Regions from separate parts of the Homo sapiens genome. Here all the other regions are linked to region 1. Evidence: chromatin loops called from intact Hi-C (ENCODE). Cell type or tissue: B cell. All regions are shown on one strand. Links, peaks and the distances in the headings refer to the core of each region. The heading gives the core; the rest is flanking DNA. Region 1 has its middle 43 kb from the start of MIR629. Region 2 has its middle 120 kb from the start of MIR629. Region 3 overlaps LOC101929129 (a long non-coding RNA gene).

The links. Peaks named below come from ENCODE experiments on the same cell type or tissue, not always from the same donor. Only the 100,000 strongest peaks of a DNase experiment are listed, where the experiment ranks them.
Region 2: it touches region 1 in a loop (2.7-fold over the local background); 2 of 110 quality-filtered maps call a loop at or near these places.
Region 3: it touches region 1 in a loop (8-fold over the local background); 4 of 110 quality-filtered maps call a loop at or near these places.

Annotation. Positions count from the first base shown.
Region 1 is chr15:70,032,968-70,039,077 of GRCh38, forward strand. No RefSeq gene overlaps it. Among named protein-coding and RNA genes, the nearest start is that of MIR629, 43 kb to the right of the region's middle. RefSeq lists enhancers at 1-489, 2,599-2,698, 2,789-2,918, 4,062-4,171. In B cell, for the core only: no CTCF peak of the experiment used is centred there; DNase peaks (open chromatin) are centred at 2,904, 3,734, 4,304 and 4,464; H3K4me3 peaks cover 1,186 bases; H3K27ac peaks cover 2,667 bases.
Region 2 is chr15:69,955,325-69,961,434 of GRCh38, forward strand. No RefSeq gene overlaps it. Among named protein-coding and RNA genes, the nearest start is that of MIR629, 120 kb to the right of the region's middle. In B cell, for the core only: no CTCF peak of the experiment used is centred there; a DNase peak (open chromatin) is centred at 2,737.
Region 3 is chr15:69,977,589-69,983,698 of GRCh38, forward strand. All of the region lies in intron 2 of LOC101929129 (a long non-coding RNA gene), which reads right to left. Among named protein-coding and RNA genes, the nearest start is that of MIR629, 99 kb to the right of the region's middle. RefSeq lists enhancers at 1,777-1,836, 2,667-2,726. In B cell, for the core only: CTCF peaks have their summits at 2,791 and 2,995; DNase peaks (open chromatin) are centred at 1,903, 2,393 and 2,883; H3K4me3 peaks cover 1,389 bases; H3K27ac peaks cover 2,033 bases.

The sequences.
Region 1 (6,110 bases), core at 457-5,456:
CAACATTCCCTCTCCCTGGATGGACACTGTCATGTTGTAACGAAAAAGAACATTACAGTTCGAGAGACAATTTTGCTTTTCTCCTGGGCACCAGGGGACTGGAGAAAGCACAGAGAAGGGTGTTCAAAATTTACTTTATTTGCATACTTAGGAGGGGGCCAACAGACTCAGCCCCCACCGGGTTTGAAGCAGGGCAGCCCACTAGCTGGTTGCTTGTGTTTGGGAGGTCCATTGAGCTCCCTGGGCCTCAGTTGCCTCCTCTGTAAAATGGGAGTAATTGGGAGCCACTTCCTGGATCAGCCTCTGGAGGTCAAGTGAGGCTAGGCTTGTAGTAAGGCACCGGGCACAGACGCACAGGGATGGGTGCGGGAGGCAGCGGCTGTCATTCCATTGGCGTGGTAAAACGTCTGAAAGAATATTCACCAAAATGTAAAGTAGTGGGGCAGGGAGGTTATCGCCGAGGGGCAGGATTTCGGTGATTCTCATTCCTTTTCTTCTTTTCCTTTTCTTTTGGCTTATCTGAATTTCCCAAATATTCCACAATGTTCCTGAATGCATTGTGTCACTTGAAAATGATAATAAGGGAAAAACAAGCACTAAGCCCTGCTGTGGTGTGTGGCCGCCTCCATGCTGGGGGAAGGGAGCCCAGGGCAGTGGCAAAGCCCAGGCCCAGCGCCCCAGGCGCGGGGGAAGGCGATGCCCCCTCCCCGGGGCAGGGAGGACCCCCTACCCCAGCGGGCGGGCGGGCCCAGCCCCGCTCACTCGCTCCGGCTGCGCCTGGCTCAGACAATGCGAACACACAATCATTCATTATAACTCAATTACAGTGATTAAAGCTGGTGGCATGCAGAGGCAGGAGGGAGTGTTGCCAACAAAATTTACACTCCGTGTCATCAGCGAGAGATAACAGCAGCTGACGCGGCCGATCGCCTCCCCTGCCATCTGCTCAGTGCGGGGGCCGCCCGAGGGGCGAGGGCCGCTGCGCGCTAATGGTGGACCGTGGAGCAGAGAGCTGCGGAGATGGGCTGCCTCGGGCTGGGACTGGGATAGCAGCAGCGCTGGCTAGACAAGCCAGCCGCCACCCCTCCCTGCAGAATTGGCCGCCCCCCGAAACTCGGCATCTGGAATGGGGCTGTGGGGAGGCCAGGGTGCTACTGTTCTGGGTTGGGCCCACCATGGCAGAGGGTGGGATTCTGACGTCTGGTTTCCACCCCGCTGTTTCAGATGAGGAAACTGAGGCACAGATGCGCAAAGAATCACACCCAGTAATCCTGGGGCACAGCCAAAACTTAGGCCTGCTCTGGGAATGGTGCAGAGAGGGAGGCAGGGAGCTGAGGACACTCTGGACTACAGGGAGAGGGAAGTTGGCCAGGGTGAGGCCTGAGACCCTGGAGGCCCAGAGGCATCAAGAATGGTGGCAGGAGGGCCCACAGGGCAATACATGGAGCACTAGGCACAGGGCAGGGCTGCTGGGGGAATGTCACGGGTGGGGGAGAGATGGCTGGCCTGTGTCAGGTGGGCTCTGGCCACAGTGACCAAGAGAAACTCAGGGGGAAGGGTTGGAGGCAGAAGCCCACAGCTGACATCTGTGCTACCACAAGGTAGAAGGTTGGGGAGGGTAAGCTGCCTTTCAAGGGGTAGCAATGACGCAGGCCATCCCAGAACACTAGGCTTCCAGCTTTGCCAGCCGCAGGAAACAGGGCACCTGTTCAATGGACCAGCAGATGTAGCTGGTCTCCCATCTGGGAGAGTCTCCCCTCTGAGTCCTGTTGAGCAGCAGTGGGACATGGAAGGTGAAAGATGGGTTCAGGCCCCTCTTCCCCTGGTTATGCACTGGGTACATTCTTCTGGCTGTGCCATGCTCTGAGGCTACCGTCACCGTGCTAGTGCCCACGCTGCCAGCTGCCTGGCGTCCTCCTCTCTGCCTTGCCCTGACACCACAAGTAGAGCTTGTTTCCCAATGGCCGAATTCCACCCAGAGTCTCCTTGTTATACTGTCAGAGGCTCCTTGGTTCCCCCAGAGTCCATCTCAGTCCTCAGCATTCTCCTGTCACCCTCACCCTCCCTCAGGAGCCTCTGCACATGCCACACTGCCCCTCCTCCATGGCCTTCCTCATCCCCCTCATCCTTCAGAGCGCAGCTCAGACCTTACCTCTTCCAGGAAGCCATCCTGGCCCTGGGGGCCCGTGGGTGCCTGTCCTTTGGACTTCCATGCCCCTGTGCCAGTTAGTGCCCTAGGAGCACTGGTCATGGAATATTAGGGTCATCTGGGGATGGGGCCGTTCCCCACCCCCAACCCTGGCAGCAGCTTGGGGGCAGAGGCTGGGTCCTGTTCATCTCTGAAGTCTGGGGCCCAAACCGAGTGGGTCTCTGGAAATGTTTGTTGACTGGATAGAGGCTGAATGACTGTGTGCCAGGATGGCCAGACAGGACCTGACACAATAACTGTCTCACGAGGCCTGGCTCAGGTGAGTGCAGAACAGAGCCCACAGATGGGGCAGAGATCAGTGTCCTCAGAGTGAAAAGCTAGGGCAGGAAGCTCAAGGGACGGGAGCCACTCTCCTGCCGGCTCGGGCCTCTCCCCACATCCATTTGGAGCCCCTCAGTTCCTGCCCATACGACCCCACTCTGTGCTCACCAGCTCTCCCACCCCAGGTGGCAGGGCAGGGCTGATGGCTCAGAATGGACCCTCAGAGCTGCTGACTGGAGGCCGAAGGAAAGAGGGAAGAGGGAGGCAGTTGCCCTCTCTCTCCCCCTGCACATCGCAGGTCAGGCCACCTAGAGACTAGGACATAACCAGCTGCAGATAGCAGAGAAAGAATGAGATCCAGGCAGGGCCACATGGCCCTGCTCAAGATGCACAATCCCCTGAATTCCCCAAGAAGAACTGAAAGAGGAAGCTGAGGAGGGGTGGTGGAGGCTGGGGATGGGGTGAGGAGCTCTGCAACACAGAAACACTCAAGAGTCAAGAAGCCTGGGTGTTCGTTTCAGTCTCGACTCGAGGTTGTGTGAAGTCACCCATTCCTTCGTTCTGCACACGGTGCAAGGCACTGGGGATACCAGAGGGACTGAGCTTGACAGAGGTCCTGCTTCCATGAAACTTTCAATTCCAAGTCACTGTGTTCTCTGGGCCTCAGTGTCCCCATCTGTAACAAAGATATTGGACTAGATCTGGCTTTCCCAAGCTGTGGCACAGAGGAGAGTTTTGTAAGAAAGATGACGAGGCATTGAAAACCATGGGCTGCAGAGCAGGAAATTATTCTCTTCCCAATTCTCATTCAATCATTTCTGATTTGGACAAGGCGCAGGTTTCATTTGGGTGCGAATGTCCAACACAGCTCTCAAACACTGGGTCATCTCCCTTTTTTAACAAGGAAGGAGTGAGAACTTGAGGTACAGCTACTTAGAATTGTTTTCATTGCATTTACAAGTATGCAGACTTTTAAATTTAAGGTAAGGAATATTGGTATTTTATTTATGATAATATATAAAGTTTCCTTTTAAAATCTTTACATTTAGGCTTTAAAAAGTAAACTTATTTTTTTAAACCTATGAGGTAAATCATAGGCTGGTGGGTTCTAGACCAGGGCAAATATCATTAGATGACTGCGATTCTTTGATTGCGTAGGTCTAGGTAGCTCTGTCCATGTTGGTGGGTAGGACTTAGAGGCCTGAACACCTGCGCCTCCTGGAACTGAGCCAGCAGGGCCAGAGGAGGGTGCCTCACACTGATAGAAAGGTGATGGTGAGTCAAGTAGCAGTCTTGGGTAACATCTGTCCTTAGGGCTTCCTGGAGACTAGGGAGTGTGTCCCCAAACAAGCTTGAATGCAAATTACTTTCGTTGACAAACAAGCTGATCTACATAGTGCATGCACAGCAGTTGGCAGCAGTTTCCAAATAGTGCCCTGCACAGAGGGATGGCCTCTCTGTGCAGTATTCAGCAAAGTGATTCAGTACTGTGGGCTTCCTCCCTCCTCCCTTCCTCCCTCCCTCCACCTGCTGACCCTCCTGGGAGACACTAGAGGTTCTCTAAGGAGTAGCTCCAGCCCTAGCACAAGGAATCTACAAACTCTTCAGGCCCATCCAAGGACAAACTAGCTCAGAACTGCAGAGAGGCAAGCAGTTCAGGGACTGGCATGTCTAAAATGCCTTTCCCTCTATAAACCTACAACCCCGATGCACTCTTAAACACCTAGTCAAATGTGATCTCCTCTGGGAAGCCTTCATGAATACTTCCCCTTTTTGACCCTTCTGAGAGTTGCCTCTTCCCCCGATGAGGACCCCCACAATATGCTGTCCAGGCCACTAATTATTAATTAGTAGAATTTGTTTTTTCCACTAACAAGTGCATTCTGTGAGGGTATAGATCACTTACCTCTATATTTCGTGCCCCTAGCCTCCAACACTGGGTCTGTTCTGTCTATATTTATTGAATTAATGCATGGGTGTGTGGGCCGATATGCTTGGCTTACAATCCTGAGCAAATTTTCAGATTCTACTCACTCTACTTCTCCTTTTAAGGAAAGGAAACTTTTCATTGAAAGCATTCTTTTGGGCATTTAGTAACTGTTTACCAAACACCTATCAGATGACAGGTACTCCATTAGGAACTGGGAATAGAGAAGTGAACCAAACTTGATCTCTGCCCTCAAGAAATTCACAGTTGGTTGGTTGGAAAAATGAAGCAAGCAGCAAATGAATAGCAACAAGGGAAGAATTTGAAATTCATCTTCACTTAGGTGTAAACCACTCAGAATTTAATCTACTTAGCAAGGAGATACAGGTAGAAGATCAATGAGGTTAAATAAAAAAACCCTGTAACCCTGAATTTGAATTAGAAGCCTCAGTAGACCTCACGGTCTATTTATATATTAACAAATATATAAATATGCACATACACATTTCTTAGCTCTGCTACTGAAAAGGCCCAGAAACAATGATCATTTCATTAGCATCAAGCACCCCAAGCACCCAGATTATGGTCTCCAAATACCACTTTCCACTAAACAGAACCAAGGTTCATTGGAAAAAATGGCCAACTCCACATCCAGGATGGAAAATGTACAAGATGAGCCAGGGACATTGTCTTTTACCAGAAAGCATGGAAGCTCTCAAAGACTAGTATGGTCGTATTAAAAAGACTCAGGAGGCATCTTCAAGAGGATCCCCAAGTAGGATGATTTCAGAAGCAATAAAGATAACTCCACTTGACTCAAACATATCAAATATGTTTAAATTCACACATTCATAATGTTTTAAAAAAGAATACCTCATTGGTCAATTGCTGAGGATACTGAAGAATTAACTTATTATTTTGAAAATTGGCAAATAAAGCAAATGAATCAAGCATTCATCTTGCCTTTCCTGTATGAACTGTACTTCAAGGTAACCAAATGGTTGGTGTGGGGCAGTTTCTTTTTATAACAATATTCAAGCAAATGTTGCAATTGGAATCACCCTTATGTAGCCCCTAATGAGTTAATGAATCTACACAATGATCATCGGTGACTGCTAACATACAAAAGGAGAAGCATCTAGCTGCTATGTGTTTCCTAATGAATCTATGAAGTATTCTGCCTCCCTCCAAAATCAAGCCTGGATCTAATCAAGCTCCAAGATCTAACTACAATTTAGCAATCAGCAAAATTCAGACTATGTGAAGCTCTAAGGACAAATTTGGTTTTTTTTCCAGTAAATAAATATGTGTGTGTATGGATGTGTATGAGAGAGAGGATGTGATATGAAGCAGGAATCTAAAAGACATATCAATTTTGCTTGCTCTGTGTGGATCTTATTTGGATCCTAATTCAAATAAATACACTTTGTAAAAAGACTTATGAGACAATTGGGGATCTTTGAATACAGATTGGATATTTGATGATATAAGAAGTTATATTTTAGGTTTAGTGGTATTTGGTTACATTTTCAAAACAGGTCTTACGTTTTGGAAATAGTAAAATATGTGCTAATTTAATGATGAAATGTCTGGAATTTGCTACATAATACTCCAGTGGTGGTGACTGGTAGAGATGGGTGGGGTATAGATAAAAGAAGATTAGCCCTGAGTTGATAACTGTTGAAGCTGGTTGATGGGCACATGGAGATTCAT
Region 2 (6,110 bases), core at 667-5,666, 77 kb before region 1:
CCCATGTTTTCTCCCTCACCCGTCCCTCAGCCAACTGGGTACCTTGGAGCTGGGCAGACTCTAAACTGTGGGCAAGAGGAGTCTGGGACCCCACAGTGTGGTTCGTGGCCCGGTTGGGGGCACTGCTGCCCTTGTTGGATGATGTGCACATGGCTCTGTGTGAGGAGCCCAGGCTCCACGGTGGCTGTGAGTTCTGTCACCTCCCACAGCCCTTGTCAGTCAATGTCAACATGACATACCATGGTACAATTTGTCACACATCCCTTTTGGACGCATTGCCACTGGGACTTGTTTTAAGTTCCTCAGCCCAGCACCAGGCTAGTGGAGAAGTGATGTTGTTGGCACAAAAGGGTCACGAGCTGAGGCCTCGGGATAGTGGTGGCCCACCAGGCAAGGCCGGGACTCAACCCAGGCAGGCATGCAGCGTGCTCTTGGAGGCTGGAGGGCTGCAAAGCATCCCAGGCTCTCCAGGCTGTGGCTGTGTCAGTTACTGGGCAATGAGGAAACATTCTGCCTTGCTGTAAGAGTCATGTCCTCTTCTCACACAAGCTGAGGAATGAGACACTAACTGTGCCAGTTGCCAGTCACCTGGCTAGAAGACCTGACCCTCACAGGTGGCGCCAACCACAGAGCTCAGACCAGCGCCACAGGACACTGGGGGGCAAGCAGCAGTGCCCAGTGGCATGTCAGGGAGTCGCCTGCATGATCAGTCCACAGTGGCACAGGGGCCCCACATGGCTGAAGGCCCCTCTTGCCCCAGCCACGTAAGGATTGCTCTGCTCTCCAATAAATCCCTTTATGTAGGTTGCCTTGCACACTGTGGGCATCAAGTGTAGCCAAGAAATACAAAATGCTTGAAAAAAAAAAACAACACTGTATTGGGGCTCAGGAGAGCTGACTTCTGTCTCTAGCCCGATATATGGACACAGGTAGGTCATTACCTTATCCAAGCTTGTTTCCTCATTTATAAAGCAAAGCATTTGGTCAACCAGGGCCCTTTGGGCTGACATCAGAGATAGAAACTTGGTTGAACACTTTTAGTGGAGTGTGTATGTGTCCAAATGGTGAGGGTTTACGACACACTTCAAACTGACCCTCCTGACCTAACCCCACCCTGCCAGCCCCTCCTGCTGTCCTTGTCAAGGGTGGTGTCACCTGAATGGCTTTGCTCATCTTTCCTTTCCTGACTTATTGATACATCGCTCCTCCCTTGACCCATCTCCACGTGGCCAAGCACATGTCCAAATGCTCCAAGACAGACGCCAGCCCTCAGTTCACACACCTGGGCTTCAGCACGCTTGGCAGCAAAACCTGCTGACCTCAAGCTGCTGCTGGAATTGGAGGAGAAGTGATGAAAAAGGCACCTTTCCCAACCACAAAGGAAGTTGCTGATAGGAGTGTGTCGTCACCATCTTCAGCCTCTATTTCATGTTCAGAGCCCTTTATATGCAAAATGATGCCTCCCCTGTTGCATTTGATTCCTCTGGGTACCATTCAGTACTCACCTGGCCAGGTAAGTATTCCCATTTCACAGGTGAGGGAATTGAGGACTGGATTAGAGAATAGATTTGATCATAGCAGCCCATGCCATGAGGCAATGCAGGTCTTTTATCTTCCCAATCAGCACCCTTTCTCCTACAATACATGGAGAGGCCCCACTCCCACACTGAATGTCCCATGCATGATAATAATAATAATAATTCATAGGTATTGAATGTTTTCTGTGGATCAGGCATTATTCTGGTTTTTCTAAATATGTATTATCTCATTTAATGCTCAAACGAAACAAGACAAAAAACACATGGCATAGATACATCCCCATTTTACACATTAAAAAACTGAGGCCCAGAAACATTAAGTATCTTGACCAAGGACTCTGCTACTAAGTGGTGCAGCTGAGAACTGCATCGCCCTCACCTCACTCAGGGGAGACAGGCATCTCCAGGGAGGTGGAATGGTTGGGGAAGGCTTCACACACCAGGGAGCTCACAACCAGCTCCAGGGGCACCTTCTCAGGGACTCTTACTTCTGAGTGGCCTGACCCCTGCTGGAAGGGCTTTCTTACCATGTAGATCACTCTGGTCTACTCCTGTGGACTGAGAACTCAACTCCATGTCCCCGGAAGTCCATACCAGAACCTGAGCAGGTCAGACCACAATCTGCCACTGCCTAAGGCCCTGCACAGGTGGGCAGAGCGTGGAATAACAGATCCGTGGTAGTTCTCTCCTTCCCACCTTCTCCCCTCTCCTCCAATTCCTCCCTTCCTCTCAGGTAATCTGGGTGCTAAAAATAATAGTCAAACAGATGAAAACAAAGAAACAAGTGTGCAAAAAGCCGTAGGCCTGCTGGGTTCTCTGCTTTCTCTTCACACACACACACATACACACACACACACGTTGGTGGGACAGTGGTGGACAAAACAAGCCCAGACTGGTGAATTGACCTAATTTTTTCCAAGGGCTTCAGCAGCTCCCAGAATGTGCCTGGAGTCCCTTGAGATCTGCCTCAGGGCCCAACAGGCCTGAGGGCTGGCCCATCTCTGGTCAGTAGCCTCAACGGGGCAGCCAGTCACCCATCAGAATATCCTCAAGGAGGCCAGGTGTGGTGGCTCACGCCTGTAATCCCAGCACTTTGGGAGGCCGGGTCACCTGAGGTGACATCACCCAGTCCTTGGGGTCTATGCATCATTTGACAGAGAATTTCCTCCTGTGGTCTACTCTTTGATGTCAGTGGGTTAAGAAACTTCTGCCTAAAGGTGTTGTCTTTCTCTGATGAGAAGAGGAATTAGGGGAAGTAACCCCGGTCTTCAGAGTGTGGTCTACAGTCCAGCAACATCTGCACTGCCTGGGAGCTCTTTAAGAAGACAGAATCAGGGACACCACCCTAGATCTGCTGAATCACAGTCTGCATGTTCATGAGACCCCCCACCCCCAGGTGATTCATGTGCAAATTAAAGTTTGAGAAATAGCTCTTTAGAGTACCATATAGGAGCAAACAACACTCTTCCTCCAGAGAGAGAAAGTATGGTCATATTAAAATCCCGGGTGTGGGAATCAAAAGTCCTAGTTATCCCCCGACACTTTTCCTAAACAGCCTGTGAATCAGGACAAGTTACTCCACCTCCTTGGGCCTCAGATGTCTCAGAAACTCTTGTGTACCAAAAAACAGCACAAACGAGGATAGTCACTGCAGTGAGGCTTGCCATAGCAAAAAGTAAGAAACAATCTAAAGATCCACCAATAGGGAAATGGCTTAGTAAATGAGGATGCATACACACGGTGGGAGGAGCCGTGATCCTGATGTTGATTTTCCCTGGCTTTTAGGAAGAGATGGGCCTGTAGATGTGCAGCTGGAAACTACATTTCCCAGCCTCCCTTGCAGCCACAAGAGTAGCCAATGAGTTGTAAGCAGAGTGATGGCTGCATCTTCTGGGTCACATCTTGAAAGGAAAACACTTGCCCTCCATTTCCTCTTTCCTCTTTTCCAGGGCCTGGAAAAAGCTCCCCTTTCTGAGGGTGGGGAGCTAGTTTCTGTCATGCAAATGGAGACAACACCCTAAGAGATGACAAAGCAACAAGGGAGGAGGAGCCTGGCTCTGAGATGATGTGGTGGAGTCATCAGAGCTGCCTACCCATCTGATCACTGCCTGCTCCAGCACTTACATGGAAACCACCTCCTACCTTGTGCAAGCTTCTGTAAGTTGGTCTTTGTAAAAGCAGCCAAACCAACATCCAAACTAATGTTCATAACATGGAGTCTTTAAAAAGAACAAAGTAGCTTTATAAGCACCTCTATGATGTGATCTCCAGATACGCTATTGGGTGAAAATGTAAAGTTGCAAAAAAAACTCACACACAGTATGATTCCATTTAGGTCTAAGCATGCACAAACCCACACACAGAGAGAAACATATAGATGTCTATGTGTCCATATGCATATATGGAAAAGCAGAGAAAAAGAATGAAAAGGATCCATGCCAACTGACAGCAGTGGAAACCTCTAGAAAAGATACTAGTTTTGTTTCGTAGATGTTGAAGTAAGAATTGTGCATTGCGTCTTTGAATCTTGCATAATGAGACTGTAGTCACCTATTCCTAAGCCCCCTTCCACCACGACATCTTTTGATCCTAAGCAAGATTTTACACCACCATCCCCTAACCACCCATCATTCCTGAAGGTACTCAGGACGTCTTGATTAACAAAATTAATCTCCATTCCATCCCACCCAAGCCTTCCTCTCCCTAGTCAGTGTTCCAGCTTTCTTCACTCTCTCTATTCAACCAAATCTTCCCTTTTGTCTCTTTGCCTCTTTGTTAATCATGAGCTTGGGAAGCCTGTGATAGGCTAATCTCTGTTAGTATGAACTCAGTAATGGATGTCTCAGCTGATGGTGCTTACCTACCTGCCCCATATCTCACCTCCTTGGTGTACCTAAGCCCAGGTGTAGACCTGGCATAGAACAGGTGTACAATAAATACTACAAGAGAGAACACAAACAAACCTTGAAGGCATTATGCTATATGGAATTAGCCAGTCACAAAAGGACAAATATTATACAATAAATTCCACTTACATGAAGTGTCTAGAATAGGCAAATTCACAGATTCAGAAAGTAGAACAGTGGTTACCAGGGGCTTTGGGGAGAAGGGTTGTGAAGTTAGTATTAGGTTGGTGCCGTTACTTTCAACCTAATACTTAATGGGTGCAGAGTTTCCATTTGGGAAGATTAAAAATTTCTGGAGCTGGATGGTGGTGATGGAATCACAGCAATGTGAATGTATTTAATGCTGCTGAACTATACACTTAAAACAGTTAAAATGATCAATCTTATGTATATTTTGCCACAATTTTAAAAATCAGTCCAGGTCAGGTGTGGTGTGGTGGCTCTGGCCTGTAATCCTAGCACTTTGGGAGGCCGAGGTGGGCAGATCACTTGAGGACAGAGTTTGAGACCAGCCTGGCCAATGTAGTGAAACCCCATCTCCACTAAAAATACAAAAATTAGCCAGGGATGGTGGCACGCACCTGTAATCCCAGCTGCTTGGGAGGCTGAGGCACAAGGATTGCTTGAACCCAGGAGGTGGAGATTGCAGTGAGCCGAGATGGTACCACTGCACTCCAGCCTGGGCAACAGAGTGAGACTCTTTCTCAAAAGAAAAAAATAATGAAAATTAAAATCAGTCCATAAACTAGTTCAACCATTGTGGAAGTCAGTGTGGCAATTCCTCAGGGATCTAGAACTAGAAATACCATTTGACCCAGCCATCCCATTACTGGGTATATACCCAAAGGATTACAAATCATGCTGCACATGCACACGTATGTTTATTGCGGCACTATTCACAATAGCAAAGACTTGGAACCAACCCAAATGTCCAACAATGATAGACTGGATTAAGAAAATGTGGCACATATACACCATGGAATACTATGCAGCCATGAAAAAGGATGAGTTCATGTCCTTTGTAGGGACATGCATGAAGCTGGAAACCATCATTCTCAGCAAACTATCACAAGGACAAAAAACAAAACACTGCATGTTCTCACTCAGGTGGGAATTGAACAATGAGAACACATGGACACAGGAAGGGGAACATCACACACCGGGGCCTGTTGTGGGGTTGGGGGAGTGGGGAGGGATAGCATTTGGAGATATACCTAATGTTAAATGACGAGTTACTGGGTTCAGCACACCAACATGGCACATGTATACATATGTAACTATCCTGCACGTTGTGCACATGTACCCTAAAACTTAAAGTATAATAAAAAAAATACTTAGAAAAAAAAAAAAATCAGTCCAAAAGTCAATGAATAGAAGAGGGAAGGGAGGGAGGGCAGCAAGCCTGTGCTGGACGGTGCTCTGTGGGAGAGAGTGCTTCCTGGTACCCTTCGGAATTCCCAGAGCACTTTGCCTTCTGCCTCAAAATTCTTAGTTCTGAAAACTTCCTTCCAAGCCACACTTAACAGATAGCATGCTTTTTGCAAATTGAAGGTTTGTAGCAACCTTGTGTCCACTAAGTCTGTTGACGCCATTTTTCCAACAGCATGTGCTTGTTTCCTGTATCTCTGTCACATTTTAATAATTCTTATAATATTTCAAACTTTTC
Region 3 (6,110 bases), core at 533-5,532, 55 kb before region 1:
TACATAAATTCTCCTTTAACACTCACAACATCCCTTTTTGACAGTGTTTGTTGTCTCTGTTTTATGGAGAAAGGAGCTGAGGTTGGGGAGATTAAGTATCTTGGTCAAAGTCACAGAGATGGCAAGTTGCATGGCAAGATTTCAAACTCAAGCATTTGGACCTCAAAGTCAGAGCTCTTTCCACTATACCTCATCATGTCAGAGCTGCAGAGCATCTAGACTTGGGTATGGGGCACAGAGCTTTGATTCTAGCTCTGCCCCCACTTCTGTAGCACCTCGAGACACTCCCTTGTTCTCTCTAAGCTTCTGTTGTCTCATATGCAATAGGAACATTACATGCACCTAATCCAGGCTCAATCAAGGTGAATGCAAACATGTTGCTCCCCGAGCTGTAGAGAGGAAAGACAACTGGTATTTTGGGAGGGTGATTTTGACAGCATCTTTCAAAATTTTGGATGTGTGTGTTCTTTTATCTGGCAGTTCTACTTCCAGGAATTCATGTTAAAGAAACATATTCACATGTGAGTAAGAATGCATGTAAAAAGATGTTTATTTCAGCATTGTTTATAATAGCAAAAAAAATGGAAATAATATAAAGGCCCAAAGAAATTATGCATATCCATGATACAAAATGCTATTTATCATTGAAAAGGATCTACTGATGCAAAAATGTCCAAGATATATTACTTCAAAATAATAAAGTAGATTTATATATGATGGCACAGGAAGATCACAGGAAAGTATTTTAAGTGAAAAAAATAAATTTTAAGATGATCAATAAACCTACATATGCTTATTTATGTTTATACGTAGAGAAAAAATCATTTGGAAGGAAACACATCAAACTATTCACAATGGCTTCCTCTAGCAGCAATAAGAAGATGATGACTTCATTTTTTGTTTGTTTATATTTACTTTCTACATTTCTATATTGTTGAAAATGTTCACAAGTATGTATTCCATTTGTAATGCAAAGAAAGAGCAGAATTCTAGTGCTGTAAGAAACTTTGAAGATCACCACGGCCCAGAGAGAGAAGCCAATTTCTCGCTGTCATGCGGCCGGCCATTGGCTATCAGGCTGAAACCCTCTTGATGCCCAGTCCAGGCCGGCTTCAGCATCAGGGCAAGCTCTTTGGAAATCACAGAAGCCACAGAAGGCTGAGGAATTGATGATCTAACACAAAGGAAACTGCACCAGTCAGAGAGCAGAGATCAGCATGTGGGCCTGGCTCGGCCACCTACCTGCTGGGCTGGGCTTGAAGCAGGGGAGAGGCCTTTTCCAGCCCTTGTAGTACCCAAAGGAATGCCACCCTGAGGTCTCAGGTCAGGCCTCTGCTTAGCACGTGACCATCATGCTCCCCAGCAAGTCCCCCTCATTCCCCTCTGGCCCTGCCTTTACTATCCTCCCTGAGTGCCATGGACACAGCAGATGCACAATACAGGCAGCCTTGAATTCTACCAGGGAGGCTAGGAATGGCTGGGTGGCCTGTGGTCATGACCTGCCAGCAACTGGGTTGGAAGAGAGGACTTCTGAGCCCTGCAACTGACGCCATAGGGGCATGACTTTGCATTATCTGGAGCCAGTTTTTCCCTCCAGAAAATGGGCATAAGGGTGACCCATTCAAGCCATCATAAATAATGTACCACTTATAAAGCCAACCTCTCTAACTGTCCTGGGCTCATGTGACATTTTATCAAGAGCCCATCATGTCCTCAGTGTGTGTGGGTCCCAGAGGGGCAATCTCACTCCCCTCCCCTTCCAGTCACCCCTTACTGTCTCCTCCTAGAGCTGTGACCACCTGGGAAAACAGGACATGAATGCATGAAGCCACGGTGAGTCAGCAGATGGCGTGTCGTTCTGTCTGAGCATGGCAGGAGGTCAGAGAAGGGAAAGCCCCGAAGATGCCATTATGCAGAGCCCTGGCCTCCACCTCCCAGCAAGAGCTGGACCCAGCCTGCAAGCATGGCCAGCATGATTTCTGACGAAGCTCCCAACAGATGTGGCTTTCCAGATTCAGGTCTTTGCATTAGGGAAGAGGTGGGGAGGTATGTGAAGCAGTAAACAGAGATGCCGAAAGTTCTAAGTGCATAAAGTAAATATAAAGTAAATGTATATTTGGGAGAAAAGGTGAAATAGCTCTCTGAGTTTTCCTCTGATATGAAGCCTTTGCTTGAATCTTTAGACATGGTCTTTGTGTTTCACGTCCCGTGTTCTCAGAAGGACTTGGTGCTGTGTTTCTGTTGACATTCTTGCCCTGCCCCCACGATAGGGAGCTGGACAACCCATGTGACCTTGTTACACCAAGTAGGGTCTGTGGACCAGCAGCATCGGCATCTCCTGGGACCTTGTCAGAAACAGAGAATCTCAGACCCCACCCAGACCTACTGAATTTGAATTTGCATTTTTGCAAGGTCTCCAGGTGTTTCCGGCGCACAGTCATACTTGAGAAGCCGCCTGGCTCCAGGACGCAGGTTTCCCCTGGGGGTGTGCACTCATGCAATGGCAGGCATGTACCCTGACTTTAGGTGGTACAAGAGTGAACATTTACTATTTTCATGGGTTTTAACTTCAATGTCCCTTTATAGCAAATGGTGCATCATGTACAGAAATGGTAAGTTGACATAAATGGTGTATTTTAAAAGTGAGTCAATTCAAAGAAAACATTCCCTGACTAATAGTCTGGGGTGCTGAGAAATGACACCTTCAAAGGTGGGACAAGAATGGCTATTTCCAGAAGTGATGATCCAGTTTAGGCCCCTCAAGGAGGTAGGAATGAAGGGGCTGCTGCAGAGAGATGGGGGCTTGTCCAAGGCCAACAGTGGGAGTGTGGTGACGGAAGCGGACTGGAACTCAGCCCTGTCCAGGTCAGCAGCGCCCCTTCCTCCCTCTGCCCTGGTTGCACAGCTCGGCCTGAGGCTGGCTCTGCAGCCAGGGTGACGTCAGGAACTGGGACATCTGCAGGTGATACCATGCATATGCACAGAGTGCATGGCTGTTACTACAAACAAAGAGAATGTGTAGTCAGTGGAGCCCAAGGCTGAGCCATTTGGAGATGAACTGTCTCCCCTCCACCCAGGAACAACAGGGCACCCAACTCTTCATTCATGAATAAACATTGTAAGCTGCTCTGTGCAGGCTGAGAAGCCTAATGTTTTCTAGGTTTTCTAGATATGTTGGTGAGGTTTTGCAAACAGGAAATCTGAAGTTAGAAAGGAATTGGTCATTTACCTTCCCAGCCATCTCATGGACTTTGCTCAAATCTCTCAGATGGAGTCATTCACACACACACATACACACACACAAGCAACTTCACGATATGTTTAGGTTTTCTCTAAAGTTTTCTCAGCTGTGTTTGTACTCCCTGAGGTTTAGGGCTGTCGGTATCTGTTTTTTCACTTCTTCTACAGCACAGAATTGAGTAGTAAATTCTCTAGTCTCCTGTCCCCTTCCCATTGTCTTTTGCCTAGCTCCTTATCCTGGCATTCAAGGCTGCCATCGCTATGGCCTCAGTCTAACTTTCCAGGCTGTTTCCCATTGGTATCCTCTGCACACGATGTTCCAACCAAAATATGCCATGAGCCACATATATGAAGTTCAAGACCAGCCTGGGCAACAGGGCGAGACCCAGTCTCTATTAAAAAATAAAAATAAAAAAAGAGTAAACCACATGTGGTCAAACCATGCCCATGCTCTGCAACCTTCACACCTACTAGCTTTCCACAAAAGCTGTGCCTTTGCCTAGAATTTCCCTCCACCCTTGAAATTCTTCTCCCTTAGGGCCCAGCTTAAATGCCCTCTCCTCCAGGAAGCCTCTGAATTGTCCCCAAGCCCTTGAAACTCCCATAGTCCTCTATTGCTACCTCATTGTGACATTTAGAACAGGTCTTGAGTTTCAGCCTCCACAGCTGTAGGGGAGTGTTCCCTTTTCTCTGTGTTCCAGGCTGCCCAGCCCAGGCCTGGCTCATAGAAATCCCACCAGGTAAAATACTTTGGCCCTAGGTAAGTCCTGGGTTTGATTCCCAGCTTTGTTGGGACTACTAGTCAGGGTTGATGCTGGGTAAATTACCTAACCTATCTACTCAGCTATAAAATAGAAATATGAATCATGCCTTCATGGAGAAGGCATGATAGTAAAATGAGGCAGCGGGTACAATGTGCTTAACATTCTGCTTGGCACCTATTAAGTGTTTAATATATCATAGCTCTTATTCGTGTTATTGATAATAATAAAAGCAAACATTAAATGGATTGAAAGATAAAGTCATAAAATCTAGAACTGGATGGCCTCTGCAGGTGTCTGGGCCACTGGCCCATCCTGCCCACCTGCCCACAGGCCCCTTTGCCCTGCTGTGCCTCCCTCACATTCTGGCCCCAAAATGGTTGCTCCTGGCTGCTCCCTGAACCCAGGCCTGCCAGAAACCCTCTCCTTTTCCTTTACCCTGTGTCTCCAGTAAAGATCACAGGCATTTTAGGGGTCTGCAGTCTTCTTTGGGTTAAGAAGCAATGATCTGGTGCTAGCTCTCATTTTATGGGGAAGGAACCTGGCCTGGAGGGAAGGAGGTGTTTGCAAGGGAGGAGGTGCTCTCCAGGGAGGAGGTGCTCCCCAGGGAGGAGGTGATCACCAGGGAGAGGGTGCTCACCAGGGAGGGGGTGCTCACCATGGAGGAGGTGCTCCCCAGGGAGGAGGTGCTAACCAGGGAGGGGTTGCTCACCAGGGAGGGGGTGCTCACCAGGGAGGAGGTGCTCCCCAGGGAGGAGGTGCTTGCCAGGGAGGAGTCCTCGCTACCCCAGAGCCACGGCACTCAGACCAGCAGGGCTCTGCATTTTCCAGAGTGGCATTTCCCCCCTCTAGGTCTGGCACAGATGTGGCTGCTGAGAGCCTGCCTCACTTATTCCTGTTTTCAAAGAACAATGACCCTTTCCTCATCCATATCTTTCTTAACAAATGTACTTGTCTGAGAGAAGCATAACTTCCAAGTCTTCCTTCCCTGAATTGGGAAGAGACTTCAAGGAGAGCAAACTTTCCGAGGACCAGCCCTGGGGTCGAGCCTGAAATAGAATTCCCAGCAGGTAGTCAGCCCCTTCCTTTCCATGGAGGGGTCAAAGCCTGCTCAGGGCTATGCTCACAGGAGCCCCTCTGGGAATGAGCAGGGCACTTCCCCTCCTAGGTGTTGGGGTGACCCCACAGATGGGAGGGAGAGGGCTGGAGGCAGCTAAGACTCTGGAGAGGTGTGTCAGGCTGGAGTCAACTCTGAGGAGCAGAGGCAGGGTGGGACAGCCTGAGCCAAACACCAGGGACAAAAGACGAATTTATGTGAGCCAGCCTCCTTTGAAAGCGAGGAAGCAGGGAGACAGGTCAGTTGACAGCTATAGGAATACAGTAGAAGTCGGATTTCTCAAGAGCTTACAGTGAGCACCAGCTCCTCTAAACCTTGGAGCACCCCTAGGAGGGAGACTCTCATATCATCCCCACTCCACCGTTGCAGTCAAGGCAAGACACTGGTTCCATTTCAAATACCACTCAGCTCCACTTGGGAAAGACAAATACTAAGTCTGAAATAACGAAAAGCTGCCCAAGTGTTTGGTTGAGAGTGGGACAGGAGATGGGGTTTGGGGACCAGGAACGGCTGCACAAGCCCAACCTGAAATGCTTACCCCTAGAGTCACTCCTTTGGGTTAAAGTGACCCAAGGATAATTGAAGGAGGTAAACAGGAGAGGGAAAGCAAGCTCTTCTAGTTGCTTACCAGGAAAGTGATGACCAGACAAGCTGCCTGCCCTTGCCTAGCAGAGCTCTGGGACCCCCAGTTTAGGTCCAGGAACAAAAGGCAGGGTCTGGCTCCACAGAGTAGAGACTTCAAGAAAAACCTGGAGAGGCTTCCCAACAGAGAGGACCTGGCAGGTTTTCTTGTAAGCCAGTCAACCATCTAGCTTTTTTAACATCCCAAGGAATGCCCTTTATGAGCTTAGGATCAGCAGACAGGGTGAAGGTTAGAGCTGTCAGTTTACACGGTCCCCACAGGCTTTTACCGTGTATTGTACTATTTCAGCAGTGCCCCAATACAGGCAAAAGTTAATAAAGAAGCCAGATTTTAAGGGCAACCTTTTCCT